2 separate regions of the Homo sapiens genome follow, and region 1 is linked to region 2. Evidence: chromatin loops called from intact Hi-C (ENCODE). Cell type or tissue: PC-3. All regions are shown on one strand. Each heading gives the region's core, and the rest is flanking DNA. Links, peaks and the distances in the headings are about the cores only.

Region 1 (8,345 bases), core at 267-8,266, 120 kb before region 2:
GACGAAGGAAGGAAGGAAGGGAGGGAGGGAGGGAGGGACAGAGGGAGGGAGGAAGGGAAGGAAAGGAAGGAAGGAAGGGAGGGAGGGAGGAAGGGAAGGAAGGGAAGGAAGGAAGGGAAGGAAAGAAAGGAAGGAAAGGAAGGAAGGAAAGAAAGGAAGGGAAAGAAAGAAGGAACGGAAAGAAAAAAGAAAGAAAGAAAGAGAAAAAGCAAGGAAGGGAGGGAGGGAGGGAGGGAGGAAGGATGCCTACTTCATAGGATGGTGTTTGAGATTGATTGAGATAATTTATGCTTGGTGCATAATAGGTTCTCAATAAATATTAATCCTCTCTGTTTAAACACATTGGCAAAATCACTTTGGCAAAGGTGGAGGTTTTGTTGGGATAAAATGAAATTTGCGATTCTAGTTAGGAGACTGTTAGAGAAGACATGAGTCAGATGGAGAGGGTCTGAATTACTGTAGGTGCTATTATTTAAAAAAAGAAAGACTCGACCTCAAAGACATGGGAAATTAATTATTCATAAGACTTGGAGATGCAATGCTTTTGGGGATTAGTAAGAGAAATCAACCAGCTCCACGTTTGTATGGTGGGAGAAATGAAAGAGTAGCAATTGTGTTGATAGTTGTACAGAAATTAGGAAGTGGGTGCTTACCTGGGGAAGAAGAACAAAAGAAAGCTCAATTGTGAACTTAAATGTCAAGTGTTGATTGGACATTCAAGAGAAGATTCCTTTTGGTGACAGGAAAAGATCTGGTTGGAGATGAATGATGTCAGGGCTCCCTAGGCTACCTGGATCTGGGAGAAGATGAGCTCCCAGAGGTTCCTCAAGGAGGCCAGGGTGGCCTTGTAAAAGACAGAAGGCATGTAGGCTTGCAAGACTTAAATGAGCAAAACAGAAACACAAACAAACATCAAGAAAGTGGCCTACATTGCAAACCCAAACTTTAAAAAGGGAAGAAACAATAAATATTTTTTTAAAAAAGAAGAAAACTCTGTCATCAAGAAAAAAATCAATAAATACATCATTGGCAAAAGAGTTTACAGCAAAAATATCTATTAAAGGAGCCATGATGTTTAATGAGTAAGTGCTATTGGCTCTGTCTATCATAAGATTTTTTCAAATTTCTCACTCTCAAACATACACAGCAGGCGGTTTGGTTTCCTATCTAAAGTGTCCTGCCTAATCCCTGAAGTGCCTATATTGCTAAATATAAAGACAGCTGAGCTCCTATTTCATGGCTGGGGAATCTCCCCTAAGGGCATAAAGTTAATTTTTTTTTCAAGTACACTGTGCATTCAAAATTTATATTTAAATCTATGCTCAGCTCTGGGCCTTCTATAACACTAAACTGAAATTAGCTTATGGTTCCAACAGTATTACAAAGATAATATAGTAGCCTATTGGCAAGCACAACAAATAAAAACAATGCACTAGAAGTTAGAATAGCTGGGTTTAGCCATCGCCTGGCCAATCACCAACTCTGATTTTTCAGCAATCACTTAATTGCTCCCTTTTGCTCATTTTCCTTATCTGGTGAAAATGAGGAAGTGGGACTAAATACATTTCAAGATCCCTCTGAGCCTAAAATACTGTGATTCTATTTTTTAAAGAACTGCCTGTTCACAGGGAGATAAACTAAAAATGTCCTTTGGAAAATTTGGAACCCAGTTTGCCAATTAGATGCTACTCAATATATAATTACAGCTTTGTGCACTCAGAAATACCAAAACATTAATTGTCCACAAACCTCTAAGACTCAAGTGAGGACATGAAGAAAAGAAAGGAAGGCATATGGATAAGAAGTCTGTAAAGAAGTGTGTGGGAGTCATGGCTTGGGTAGGGAGCAAGTTTCTTGATACTTGGTAGTGATGATTCTAAGAAAAACAGGAATCCAAGTCTCTCAACCAAACTAATTACAGTTATTTAAAGATCTCCATACTGAAGTCTAGAAGACATCAAGAAACAAATGCTAGAATCAGAAAAAGAAGTGGGATACTTTCAGAAAAAGACGTGGGTTACTTATATCCCAACTGCTTGATCCCCATTGCTCCTTCCTGAGTTAATGACTGTCTTGGCTTATTACTTCCAACGGAAATGGGCACAGTTTTTGGTTTGGATCACACATCAGAAGGAGGATGCAAGAGATGAGGGAGGGAGAGCCCCTTGGTGTGAGAGATAAAGCAGCAAACATGTTTGAGAATCAAACTGCAATGAATCCTCCTGTCGCCGTTGCATGTCTTTAGTTAGGCAAAAATATTAGCCCTCTTCCTCTTTCAATGCAAACCCTGCACATGAAACCCTTTGAAAAAGCAGTACGTAAATATATGGCTAATGTGAAATTTGATTCTAAAATCTGATTGTCACATTATGCTGTCACATTAATCTTAACCAACTCCTCTTCACAGCTCTTTGCCCTCACACACAAAAGAATACAAAATGTTAAGAACTGACCAGTTTTTATAGGCTTTGTAATCTTAGTATTTTAATCATTTCTGGGGGAAAAATGTGTTTGGTAAAGTTTTAGGACTTAAACCACTTCAGTGTTTTTGGATTAAGTCATTTGACTCTCATTAACCTCAGTGTTCATTATATTATAAGACCCTCATCTACAGCTTGAAAACGTGTTTATTATAGGTTTTCTAGCTCTCTCACCAAGGGAAGAAAACACTTAGTAGTATGACCGACAAGCAACTAATACTTTTCATCATGCATAATTTATTGAATTGTCACAGTTATGGAGCCTCTATTAGTAGAAAATGCAAATTCCCAGTAACTGAAAACACATTTTTCTCAGGAGAGTACTCTTGTTGATTAGTGACTCAGCCAAGCACCATTGCTAAATGTACGGTATGTACCCGCTGACGACTCAAAATATACAATAAAAGCAGCTTTGCTAGGCATAGCTGAATGTGTTAAATGTGCAGGGACATTTGATGAGCTTCAAAAAAGCACAAGCTTTTGCAGGAAAAAAAAAAAAGCCAAACCAGGACAGAGTGTTTACCAAGAAAACCTAAAAATTTCCTGAGCATTATTTTGGTGACCATCAAGAATATTTTTGCTGAACAGTGTTTGCACTAGCCTTTTAGGAATTAAGTTCTTAGTATGGAAGATTCAGAGTAGGAACACAATTACCTCCCAAAAAGATATTTTGGGGGCTCTGCATGCATTTTTTTCATGTTTTGTTCAACAAATATTTTCTGCACAATTGCTATAGACTAGGCTATTAACCTTATAAAGGTCAGGTTGTATTCCTAACCTGCGAACATTTAAAGCCTAATAGTGTAAGACAAGTTTATAGGTAACTACAAAGTATAGCATGAATCAACATATGATGATGATGATGATGATGATGATGGCGATGGTGATAATAATACAGATGAAATAGTATAGGCTTTGAGAGCTTCGCATCTGTCCCTTTCTGCTAATTCTGCCTCCACAAAGCCACCACATATGATTCCATTCCAAGCAACGAAAGCAAGCAGAGCTGGAGGACATCTGTGGAGTAGGCAATAGGGAACCTCCAAAAGATTGGATTTTCTTCACAACGAATAACGGACAAAGCCATTAGTTTAAGAGGCCTAGATATTTCTCAGGTGGCAGATCTCTATTGCATTCTTCTTCGTGTGATATACAAGTCATAGATTTTCTTCTGGGGATATAGCCTATTGCCAGCCTCATCATCCAGGAATGATAATGCCCATTTCAGGGGATGTCCCACCAACATGATGTAAGATCACCTATGGGTGCAAGGCTTAGGTTCTGAACATGTCTGAATAGCATGACACATCTTGACAATTCCCAATGAAAAGCAAATGCAGTCAAGATACTGCATTATTGGAATTAGTCAGTTTGAATCATGTAACTGAATATCTGGTGAGTTTCTTACTACCTATGAAAATTCCAGATTGCCCTCTGCTTTCACTGTAGTGATGTCTCCCTCCGGAGCACATAATCATGAAATTTTAGAGCTGGATGGAGCCTTGAAGATTATAATTTTACATGAGGAAATCGAGACCCCAGACAAGTCGCACAACTAGTTAGCTGGCAGAGCTGAGACTGAATCAGTTCTCTTTGCACCCACTCAGCCCTGTGTTCTTCCTGGACCACAGAAATCTGGTTTACTAGATGCTATCTCTCTCCTGCTTTTTTGTGTGAACTAAGCCCGCTCATCTCATCAAGAGTGATGCACTTAGATGAAGTGACTCACCCAACTGAGAGAAGAATCTGCTAAAGGAAAGAAAATCCTCTCTTTGATATGTGACTTTTATCTAAATTCTGGCTTCACACACGCAGAAAAGAAAAAAAAAAGAAAGAAAAAATAGAAAGCAACAAAAAAACAGGGAATTAACTCTTTATGAGCCATAATATTTATAGTATAAAGACCTATCTTCAGATTTGACATACTCTTTACAAATAGTTGTTTACCCTCTATATCTCCTTACCTTATTGCTACTACTAGATTGTGAACTCTCAAGAGCAGGGATCATATTTCATATATCTGTGTATCAGTTCCTCTCCCCTAAATATAATCTAAATGCATTGTAGGAACTTAGAATAATAGTAATAGTAATTGTTAGTTTACGGTCCAGAAACTGTTCAGTTACACATTTACAACTCCACTCAATCTTCACAATAAAACTATGATGTTAACTTCCATTTATCCTCATTTTATAGGTAAGAAAACTCAGATGCAGAGAGGCAAAGCAACTTACTCAAAGTCATAAAGCTAGTTAAGGGGTAGAGCCAGGTTTCAAATCAAATATGATTCGCTCAAAATACGTGTCCTTAACCACTTCATGAGTGACTCTACAAGCCAACTCATTTACTTAGCAAACATGTATTAAGCACTTACTACTTGCCAAACACTGCTATCAATGAGAACTACTAGGCTCACCAGATAATGGGTAAACAGATAGGTAAACAGACAATTATGAGTGCTGTAAAAGAAAGCTGAAGAAAGCACAGTAAAAACACAGAAGAAGGAGTCTGAACTCCGTTTAGGGCAGAGGAAGGTGATTAGGGAAGGCGCTGCGGAGAGTAATAACCAAACTAAGTCTAAAAGGGTGTAAACCTGGGTCTTCTGAAAAAGTAGACCTTGGGCAGGAACAATATCTAGAATTTCTTTGTATCCTTCACATCTTGCAAAATACTAAGGGCACAAAGGTATCAGAAGAGAAGGGGGAGCATAGATTTAAAAAAATTTCTAAGTGCACAGTTAGCTTCTCAAGAGATTTTTCTCTCTTGCTGTTAATAAGGGCAGCATGAAAGTTTGAAATTTAAGAAAATATTCCATTTCCTCATTAACCACAACCCCTCCAATATCTTGTTTGATGTTTTAGCCAACTTGAGCTGCCTTAACAAAATACCATAAGCAGAAAGGTTTAAGCAACAGAAATTTTCTGGAGGCTAGAAGTGCAGGATCAAGGTGCCAGCATTGTCAGTTTCTGGCGAGAGCTCTCTTCCTGGCTTGTAGACATCTGCCTTCTCTCCATGTTCTCAAATGGCAGGGAGAGAGAGGGGAGAGAGGGTGGGTTGGGGCAGCAGGAGCTGGTGTCTCTTCTAATAAGGACATTAATCCCATCATGAGGGCCCGCCTTCATTACCTCATTGGAACCTAATTATCTCCCAAAGGCCCCCCATTTCCAAACACCATCGTGTTGGGGCTAGGGCTTCAATATATAAATTTGGGAGGGAATGAATTCACTCAATTGCAATTCTTAAGAAATGGAAACCATCAGCTATGCAATGAGTTTTTTTCAGCCTGCCTTTAATAACACTCCAAGAAGTGAGAGCCTCTGAAATGAACAAATGACCTTCCAAAAAAATTAGATGAACATTCAATGAAGATCCATTTTTTTGTTTGAATACATGTTTTTCCCCTCTTTGGGGACTTGATAGTTAAACCTCTGAGCTGTGATTCATCATCCCAACAATGAAGTTATTGAAGTGGTTCAAAAAATATCTTTTGAATTCTTACTATAGATTATATGTGACAGTAAACAACAACAAGTCCTGTCCTCAAGGCACCTGGAGTCTAATAGTGGTCCAGACAAATAATTAACTATGAAGGATGATGGGGATGAAGGAGGCACATAGGTAGGGCACTCAGGTTTGAAGAATATGGAAGTATTCTGGAATATTACTGGAGGAAAAGCTATGCTGAGACTTGATGGATGGATTGGGATACTCGAAGAAGAGAAAAAAGGTAGAGAAAAATACTATGCTTTTTCATGAGGCCCAATAAAATAATCATAGAATTATGGAAGCATCTATCAAATTTGCCTGGTTTATAAATACCCAACTAACAAGTCACCTAATTATCCCTCCATACCTGACATGCCCTTTCAGTGTGGATAATCTATCAAAATAAAAATCCAATATACATCAGGAAATACATCCTAATGGGTGGCCCAATATATAATATCAGATTAACTAGAATTACTATTTTGGGTTTTAAAAATTTATTTATTTTCTTTTTTTCCTTCAAATTTATTTTAAGTTCCAGGGTACATGTGAAGGATGTGCAGGTTTGTTACATAGGTAAACATGTGCCATGGTGGTTTGCTGTACAGATCAACCTATCACCTGGATATTAAGTCCAGCATCCATTAGCTATTCTTCCTGATCCTCTCTCTTCCTCACCACCCAGTGAATGTGAGTTGTTCCCCACCGTGAGTCCATGTGTCCATTCTCAAGGTTCAGCTCCCACTTATAAGTGAGAACATACAGTGTTTGGTTTTCTGTTCCTGTGTTAGTTTGCTGAGGATAACGGCTTCCAGCTCCATCCACATCCTTGCAAAGGACATGATCTTGTTCCTTTTTATGGCTGCACAGTATTTCATGGTGTATATGTACCATATTTTCTTTATCCCATCTATCATCGATGGGTGTTTGGGTTGATTCCATGTCTTTGCTATTGTGAATAGTGTTGCAATTAAGATACGCAGCCATGTATCTTTATAATAGAATGATTTGTATTCCTTTGGGTATATACCCAGTAATGGGATTGCTGGGTCAAATGGTATTTCTGTCCCTAGATATTTGAGGAATCGCTACACTGCCTTCCACAGTGGTTGAACTAATTTACACTCCCACCAACACTGTAAAAGCATTTCTTTTTCTCCGCAACTTTGCCAGCATCTCTTGTTTCTGGACTTTTTAATAATCACCATTCTCACTGGCATGAGATGGTATCTCATTGTGGTTTTGATTTGCATTTCTCCAATGACCAACGATGTTGAGTTTTTTTAATATGTTTTTTGGCCGCATAAATGTCTTCTTTTCAGGAGTATCTGTTCATGTCTTTTGTTCACTTTTTAATGGGGTAGTTTTTGTTCTAGTAAATTTGTTTAAGTTCCTATAGACTCTGGATATTAGATGTTAGTCAGATGGATAGATTGCAAAAATTTTCTCCCATTCTGTAGGTTGTCTGTCCACTCTGATGATAGTTTCTTTTGCTGTGCAGAAGCTCCTTAATTAGATCCCATTTGTCAATTTTTGCTTTTGTTGCCATTGCCTTTGGTGTTTTTGTCATGAAGTCTTTGCCCATGCCTATGTCCTGAATGGTATTGCCTAGATTTTCTTCTAGGTCTTTTATGGTTTTGGGGTTTACATTCAAGTCTTTAAACCATCTTGAGTTAATTTTTGTATAAGGTGTAAGAAAAGAGACCAATTTCAGTTTTCTGCATGTGGCTAGCCAGTTCTCCCAGCACCATTTATTAAATAGGGAATCCTTTCCCCATTGCTTGTTTTGGTCAGGTTTGTTGACAATCAGCTGGTTGTAGATGTGTGGTTTTATTTCTGAGATCTCTATTATGTTCCATTGGTCTATGTGTCTCTTTTCGTACCAGTACCATGCTGTTTTGGTCACAGGAGCTTTGTAGTATAGTTTGAAGTGGGATAGTGTGATGCCGTCAGCTTCGTTCTTTTTGCTTAGGACTGTCTTTGCTGTTCAGGCTCTTTTTTGGTTCCACTTAAATTTTAAAATAGTTTCTTCTAATTCTGTGAAGAATGTAAAATGACTATTTTGAATTTTAGGCTTTTTATATGTAAATTATGACTGTTAATAATTTAGGTTATACATAAATTATAACTTAGGTTATAACGCCTTTATACAGCCTTTTTGTCTAGTAGCCTAAAGGTCCTTGGTAATATGTAAGGTGCTTAGGCATGCTTTGTTGTATTACTAACTCAATTCCATTTTCTCAGATGTACAAATCACATTTAAATAATTAAATTAAATCATTCAATTAAAATTACTTAATCTTTGGGAGTTAGTTTCTTTCTTTTGTGAGATAAGAAAGTTGGATTATGCAACTTCTAGGATCCCAGTTTGAAGTTCTT
Region 2 (8,345 bases), core at 30-8,029:
GCTCATACCAGGCCAGGCGTGGTGGCTCATGCCTGTAATCCCAGCACTTTGGGAGGCCGAGGCGGGCAGATTACCTGAGGTCAGGAGTTTGAGACCAGCCTGGCCAAGATGGTGAAACCCCGTCTCTACTGAAAATACAAAAATTAGCTGGGCATAGTTGTGGGCGCCTGTAATCCCAGCTACTCAGGAGGCTGAGGCAGGAGAATCGGTTGGAGGCAGAGGTTGCAGTGAGCCGAGATCATGTCATTGCACTCCAGCCTGGGCAACAAGAGCAAAACTCCATCACACACACACACACCCCTCTCTTTCCCATCTTACAAGACAGCAGATGAAACAATTGAGAAGCCAGACACACACACACACACACACACACACACACACACACAAACTCTCTTTCCCATCTTACAAGACAGCAGGTGAAACAATTGAGAAGCCAGATACCAAAGAGAAGAAACCCAAAGCCAAGAAGGCTGATGCTGGTGGTGAAAAAGGGTCACCTCAAGACTAAAAAGCCCAAGAAGGGGAAGCCCCATTGCAGTGCAATCCTGTCCTTGTCAGAGGAATTGGCAGGTATTCCTGACCTGCCGTGTATTCCAGAAAGGCCACGTATAAGAGGAAGTACTCAGCCGCTAAATCCAAGGTTGAAAAGAAAAAGAAGGAGAAGGTTTTTGCAACTGTTACAAAACCAGTTGGTGGTGACAAGAACGGTGGTACCCGGGTGGTTAAACTTCGCAAAATGCCTAGATATTATCCTACTGAAGATGTGCCTGGAAAGCTGCTGAGCCATGGCAACAAACCCTTCAGTCAGCACGTGAGAAAACTGCGAGCCAGCATTACCCCGGGGACCATTCTGATCCTCCTCACTGGAGGCCACAGGGGCAAGAGGGTGGTTTTCCTGAAGCAGCTGGCTAGTGGCTTATTACTTGTGACTGGACCTCTGGCCCTCAATCGAGTTCCTCTATGAAGAAAATACCAGAAATTTGTCATTGCGACTTCAACCAAAATTGATATCAGCAATGTAAAAATCCCAGAACATCTTAGTGATGCTTACTTCAAGAAGAAGCTGTGGAAGTTCAGACCAGGAAGGTGAGATCTTCAACACAGAAAAAGAGAAATACAAGATTACAGAGCAGTGCAAGATTGATCAGAAAGCTGTGGACTCACACATTTTACGAAAAACCAAAGCTATTCCTCAGCATCAGGTCTACCTGCCATCTGTGTTTGCCCGGACAAATGGAATTTATCCTCACAAATTGGCATTCTAAATGCCTTAAGAACCTAATTAAATAGCTGACTACAAAAAAACAAACAAAAACAGGCAAACAAACAAAAAAACACTCATACCTTTGACCCATCAATTTCTCTTCTAGGTTTCCATTCCTAAATCATATTTCCACAAAGAAAATAGAAGTACACAGAAAATCACTGGATTATTGTTTTTTATAGCCAAGGGCTGAAAATAATCTAAATGTCTTTCAGTAGGAGACTAGACAAATCAACGATGATACATTCATCTGGTGGAATACTGTGTAACTTAGAATAAAGCATACCTCCTTCTGACCTAACTGACCTGAGATGAAGAGCAAACCATATTATGTTAAGTGGTTATTGGTGATGGTGTGGCATTTTAAGGCAAGATGTGGAACAATTTGTATGGCATACTAGCATTTCTGTAAAAAAAAAAAAAAATTCAGACATACCGATGGTAAGAAAGTGGCAATGACAATTAACTGTGGATGGTGACACTGGTAGATGAGGGAATGGGAATGGGTTTAGGAGAGCAGAGTGCTTTCCAATGAAACCCCTTAGCTGTGTGTGCATTTTCTATCTTGTGCACATACTTCTTATAAATGAAAATAAATTTAATTCATTAAAAGTTAACGAAACTTTGTGAAATAACATATGGTATTTTTCAGTCCATCCTTGTAAATGTGCCCTTCCTACTGTATGTACTCAGTTTTTATAGGTATTAAATCAAAAGCCAGCAGAAAACATATTCATTTGGAAGTTCTTTATAATATAACTTGGCATGTCTAAGATGCGTTCCCATTGATTTTTAAAAATTTTACCTTGTCTTCAATGCAAACGTAAATCTTTTATGCATTTATTTCGATTGATGTAAAAATAACTTCTTTGTATAGCATAGGCTTTCATATATGATATGACGTAGCTGCCCTACTTATGAAAGGGCACCCAGAAGCCAAGATCCCCGCTGGCAGATGCACCTTTGTAATAATAATAATAGTACCTTGCTTTTTATAGTGTTTTGCATGTGGGCTGTCATTTAATCTTGATCATTTTTTTCCAGCTCTAAATTATAAGCACCTCTGTCTATATGTAAAGAACCGTTTTTCGCAATTCTTTATGTTTTCATAGATAAGAGAATTGCAGTCTTGGTATTGGCCCACCCTTCCTCCTTCCCTCCTTCCTTCTTTCCCTCCTCTTCATCCCTCCCTCTGTAGATATGTCTGCTTTTGAGTGATAAACATGATTTTAAGAATAAGCCTCAGAGAAGAACCACCTTTCAATGTCTGCTTGTAAGCCAGCGTGGTTATTTCCTACAGATCACCTCACTGGAATTAAAACAATGGATTTTTTTCAGTTTGGGAATTGTTTTTCACCCAGTTATCTGTGCAGGAACCCTACAGAATGGGAGGCAGGTTAGCCCCATCTCCTGGTTTTTCAGAGCAAAGAGGAAAAGGGAGAAAAAGCCACTATTGTCTGCTGTTTCTTGTCACCTACTTTTTGTTTGTTTGTTTGTTTTTTTATGGAGTCTCGCTCTGTCACCCAGGCTGGAGTGCAGTGGCACAATCTCGGCTCACTGCAACCTCCACTTCCCAGGTTCAAGTGATTCTCCTGCCTCAGCCTCCCGAGTAGCTGGGACTACAGGCGCCCGCCACCACGCCCTGCTAATTGTTTGTATTTTTAGTGGAGACAGGGTTTCACCATGTTGGCCAGGATGGTCTCGATCTCTTAACCTTGTGATCCATCTGCCTTGGCCACCCAAAGTGTTGGGATTACAGGTGTGAGCCACCGCGCCCAGCCTCTTGTCACCTACTTCTTATTTAATGACACTAAATGTGTATTTTGAGTAGAAGCTGGACCTTTTTTATTTCTATTTTAGTTTTCTCTTTCTTCTAAGTTAAATTTTTAAAACATTTTAAACTGTTTTATTTGGATTTTCTGCTTTCATTTTTTTTCCACTAAAAACAGCTTTGTTGCTTTGAATCCTCTTTATATAACTTATTGTCTTTGAAAATAGCCTTTTCTTTTTGTCCAGATTCTTCTTTCTATAGCATTTCTAGACATCTAATTTAAATAGAAATTAGTTATTTTCTGTAAGGCTTTTTTTCAGCCAGTTTCTTCCCATTCAGAGAGGAAAAAAATAGGAGATTTAGGAAAGCATGCCAGTTTCTTTCAAGCAAGTGTTGGCCTCTAGTGGATCAAAAGTGCTACACACTTTCTGTCTACTTTGGCATTCCGTGAAGAACTCTATATTTTGGGGAAACAATAAAACAGATTGCTAGTACTGAAGAAAAAAAGGAAAATACACTTCCTTTTGACAAATAGCATAAATTAATTGATAAAAATGACAAAATAGCATTAACAGAATTTGCTACCTGATAAATTTAAAACTTAGAAGTGTAAAAATACATCATAAATAAAATTCTAAGTCAAATAACAAACTGGAAAACACTTCTAATAAATATGACCTACAGATAGCAAAACACTTTTAATAAATTAAGAGTTTTTACAAATCAACAAACTATAAGAATGGATAAGCTTTTGCATGGTTTCCACTTATAAGATCAACTTACAAAAGCCATAGCATTTCTCTGTAGCAGCAATAATCAACTAGAAAAATTTAAAAGGAGATACAATCTACGGAAATAAAACAATAAAATATATGGGGACTAACTGAACCAGAATATACAATATCTCTGGGGTGGGGGAAGCTTCTAAATGCCAGTAAAGGACACAGATGATTATATAAATATATGGTTTAAAACAGGCTGATTTAATTTTCCAAGATGTCAAAGTTTTTTGAGTTAGACTTAATTCACCTAAATCCAATTAAATCTCATTCAAACGTCCAGTTTTCTTTTAGATAAACTAAATAAATTTATTCTAAAATTTATCTGGAAGAATAAATGTCCATAGATAGGTCAACCCTTTAAAAAGAAGAGTATAAAAACAGGACGTGTCCTGTCAGATACTAAGACATAGAACAATGTCAATAATAAAAAGTATGAATTGTGAAGAACAAATAACTAGACCAATGAAACAGAAGAGAGAGTTTAGAAACAGATCCATACACTCATGGGAACTTATACATAATAAAAATAGCACCACTAATCAATGAAGAAAAGACATAGATTTTAAAACAGACAATGTTAGTGAAACTTATTCACGTATGGAAAAAAATAAAACTAGATTTCTACCTAACACCAAATAACAAAGGTGAACTTCAACAGACCAAAAACCTAAATGTAAAAGGGAAGAAACTATAAAAATTAATGGAAGGTAACATAACAGAGTATACTGGTGATCTAGGGTGGGAAAAGACTTCTTAAACAAAATTTGCAAAGCACAAATCATAAGGCAAACAATAAATGTATTTACATCAAACTTGGAGATTTCTATACAATACAGGAATAATCAGCAAATTTAGCAGACACATGACAGAATAGGAGAAGACATCTCAAGGTCTAAAATTGATCTGCATCTAATATCTAGAATAGTTTTCTCCAATGGAACTTTCTGCAATAATGAATATGTTCTAAATCTACACAGTCCAATATGGTAGCCACTAACCACATGTGGCTATTGAGCACTAAATGAAAATAAGAAGAATTAAATGTAATACACAGTACCATTTGATTTATATAAATTGAAAATGCATGTTTACAATAACACACACTTAACAAGAACTCGTATAACTGAAAGAGTATTCACTGAACACACTAGGAAGCTTGGAAGCTTGCATTTGTGTGTCGTGGGGCAGCGGGAGAGGAAAATGGGAATCAGGAATCAGGATAAAAGGGAATGATGCTGATAATTTCCATGAAAAGAGGATATTATTTAACTCAATCCTCTGTAGCTGAGGTCTAACAAAAATGAAAAGAAAGAAAAGCCTTAAGAATCTAATAGAAAAAAAAGAACAGAATATAAAGAATTAACATACAAAATAGATGTAAATAAGAAAAAAAACACAAGAAAGTCAATGTTCAACTTCTTATTATCCAAAGAAACAAAATGGAAAAGAAGAGTAAATAACATTTTCACCCATCATATAGTAAAAAAAAAAAAATTAGTAAAAATATCGTTCATTTTTGGGAGAATTTTCAAAGAAGCAGGCCTAAGAGCCGGTATTTAAATTGACAAGACCTTCCTGGAGGGCGATCTGTTAGTGTATATCAAGAACATTAAAGATAAAAACAATCAAAGCTTTTAACTCTGCAATTCCTCTTCAAGGAATTAATCCTAAGTAGATTATTGGATAAGAAAATAAAGATATAAGTATGCCTACCATTAACAATAAAAGATAAATACAAGCCGAACACCCAATAATAGGTGCAGTGTTAAATCATTATGAGTCATTCATAATGAAGGAATATATAATAGGACATGTTCAAAGAACATGTACTGCACAGGAAAACACTCAGGAAATACTGACATATGAGAAAATATGCAACATTTTATTTATGTCTATTATAAAGCCAAGTTTTTTTAAATATGCGTACACACACAGGCATTAAAAACAGTGCCAGGAAATACAGAAGATGTTAATAGTAGTGATTTCTGGATATAACAGTAGGATTACTGGAGATTTTTGTTTTCTTCTTGATACATTTCTGTATTTTCCTGTGGTCACTATCAAAAAAATGTGTTTCTATTATAATTAGAAGATACACATTGATTTAGGAGGCATGGAGGCATCTTAATTTGCAGTAAGTGGGTAATTCGAGAAAGAAGGACATGACCTTTAGTCTAAGCAAAAATACTACCTAAGGATGACAAAGTAATTCCTAGCATCAGTAGGAGCCAGACCTTCAAAAAATACACAGGAGAAAAAGAAAGGTGGGCAGGACCCGTGGTCCATGAGGACTCCCACTGCTACAGCGAGATCTTTCAATGGGGCTGCAATGTGCCAGGAAAACCTAAGCCATAGATGGTCTGCGTTCTGCTCACGTTCACTCTCAAAAGGTCACCTAAACTGAGGATTTTTTGATGAATAGAGCCAGTGCCCTTTTCAAGAATAAAGGTGCTTTATATATAACTACAATTTCTACCCAAAACAAGATTTCTAAGTAGTTCTGATCATTTCTAGAAAGCTGTATAGCAGCATTTCACCAGTATGAGTTACACATACCTGAAGGTTACCTGAAGGTTTGAAAAAGTCATTATAATAGTTGCAGAGTTACTGAAGATTGGCTTATAAAGATAAAATGGCAATGAGATTAAGGGACTTATATCTGAGTTACGCAAGCCCAGAAATGCTTTTGCCAAAAAGGATTTACGGAATTTCACACTGCCTTACAGGAATTTTGACGTGGAAAACCTAAGTTTATGCCTAAGGGAGACAGATACACAGTGGAATGCAGCGGGTTCACTGTGACTAAGACATTTCTTGACCCAAGCCTCTGTAGCTGATGATCTGGTCTCCAGTGAGCAGAAATATCTCAGCCTAGAGAGACCAGCTGTAGGTGGTGTGTGTAGAAAAGAAATACATCTCCTAAACAACTCTTGATAGTTAATGAGCTCAAATTTTCATTTTGGAAGAGTAATTGGATTTATCAGCAGTAGTAGTGGACAAAGGTCCTACCAACAAGGATACTGGACATCATAAAGGTACTCATAAAACAGTAGTGGAGGCCAGACATGGTGGCTCAGGTCTGTAATCCCAGCATTTTGGGAGGCTGAGATGGGAGGATCACTTGAGGCCAGGAGTTCGATACTAGCCTGGTCAACATAGCCAGTACCCCATCTCTTTGAATTTTTCACTTAAAAAAAAAATAAAAGAACACTGAGCATCTCTTAGATGGAAAAGGGAGATTCCAGAAAGTAGGGGAGGGAACAGCAAGGAAGACTAGAGGGCACCAGTGTGAGAACAAGTCAGCTACCCATCCTAGTCTTGTGATAAAACTTGATCATAAAAAATAGTAGAATAAATGAGATTTGCTTCTAGTTTCATTTTAAAAAAGAAAAAAAAACAATAGAATAGAAATTAAAAATACATATCACTTTATTATAGACTGAGACACAAAGATTTATGAAAACCTATATATTTCATAAAATTATATATTTTTTAGTTTATGAACACAAAGCAGAGTAAAAGTGAGCTCTATTACAACCTGGTAAGATTTTTTGAAAGCTAAATGAAACAAATGTTTAGAAAACAAATTTTTATTAATATAGGGAGATGATTCATAATGAAACAGCTCAAAAAAGCAGAAGAATGTTGCTCAAAGTTCAGAGGAAAAGACAGTGGGAACTTTAGAGCTATGAGTCCCTCTGTTTGCAAATGTGGAGCAAAAACTCTGGCGCAAAATGGCACCCTTGGATGTCATGACTGCCCACAAAGCTGGAGGCCCAGGACCTGTAAAGCAAGATCACGTCCAGTGACATTCAGTTTTGTCGAGTAAGACCTACTTCATCCTTGTGATCACTCACTCTATAACTGTCTAATAAACACTTTCCATGAAGCGGGCCCTTTGCAAGGTTTAACAAGATCACCGTTTCCCAGTGCTCTGATGTTGGAATTTGCCACAAGTGTAAGAAAGGTGTTTTTGGGGTGTGAAAAAAGCCTTTTCCAATGCCCGCTTCCATACTGGGTCTCCCTTCCTGCCGAAGCAGATTTAATTGTTTTCATAGTACTATGTTCCCATTTCTGTTGTGATACCCTTTTATTTCATAGTAAGCTGTTTGGTGCTTCGGGTCTATCTCCCCTCTAAGCTGAGCTCCTCGGGCAAAAGGACAACGTTCATCCTTGTATCTGTAGATCTTAGGGGGTGTCTTGCACATTGTAAGCACTCTGTAACCATTTGGCAATATTCAGCTCTGCCTATAGGCCTGTGGCTCTTCAAGCCTCAGTTTCCTGATGAGTGAAGTGGATCTGACAATACCTCCTGCTTCACAGAGTTATAATGAGAATCAAGCAAGAGTCCTGTGGCAGCCCTTGGCACAGGCAGGTACTTGTGGCGACACAGGTCTTCTGGGCATTCAGCCCTTCCTCTCCTGGTAAAAGCACTTTGTTTTCTTTTGGGAAATCCCCTTTTTGCTATTCTTATGCCATGTGGTTTCAGTGTGCTGAAGTCTACCTGCCCCTTCCCCAGCCCTGTTTT

What was found. A loop is a pair of places that touch in the nucleus more often than their neighbours do. Peaks named below come from ENCODE experiments on the same cell type or tissue, not always from the same donor. Only the 100,000 strongest peaks of a DNase experiment are listed, where the experiment ranks them.
Region 1: a loop joins it to region 2, with 2.4 times the contacts of the local background. A loop is called at or near these places in 4 of 110 quality-filtered maps.

Annotation. Positions count from the first base shown.
Region 1 is chr1:241,713,321-241,721,665 of GRCh38, forward strand. The region is part of intron 9 of WDR64 (WD repeat domain 64); the gene reads left to right. All of the region lies in intron 1 of LOC124904603 (a long non-coding RNA gene), which reads right to left. Among named protein-coding and RNA genes, the nearest start is that of WDR64, 65 kb to the left of the region's middle. In PC-3, for the core only: no CTCF peak of the experiment used is centred there; DNase peaks (open chromatin) are centred at 3,801, 4,141 and 4,801; H3K4me3 peaks cover 350 bases; H3K27ac peaks cover 1,920 bases.
Region 2 is chr1:241,831,523-241,839,867 of GRCh38, forward strand. It overlaps the pseudogene RPL6P3. Among named protein-coding and RNA genes, the nearest start is that of EXO1, 13 kb to the right of the region's middle. In PC-3, for the core only: CTCF peaks have their summits at 2,658, 3,432 and 3,639; DNase peaks (open chromatin) are centred at 3,439, 6,579 and 7,519; H3K27ac peaks cover 1,487 bases.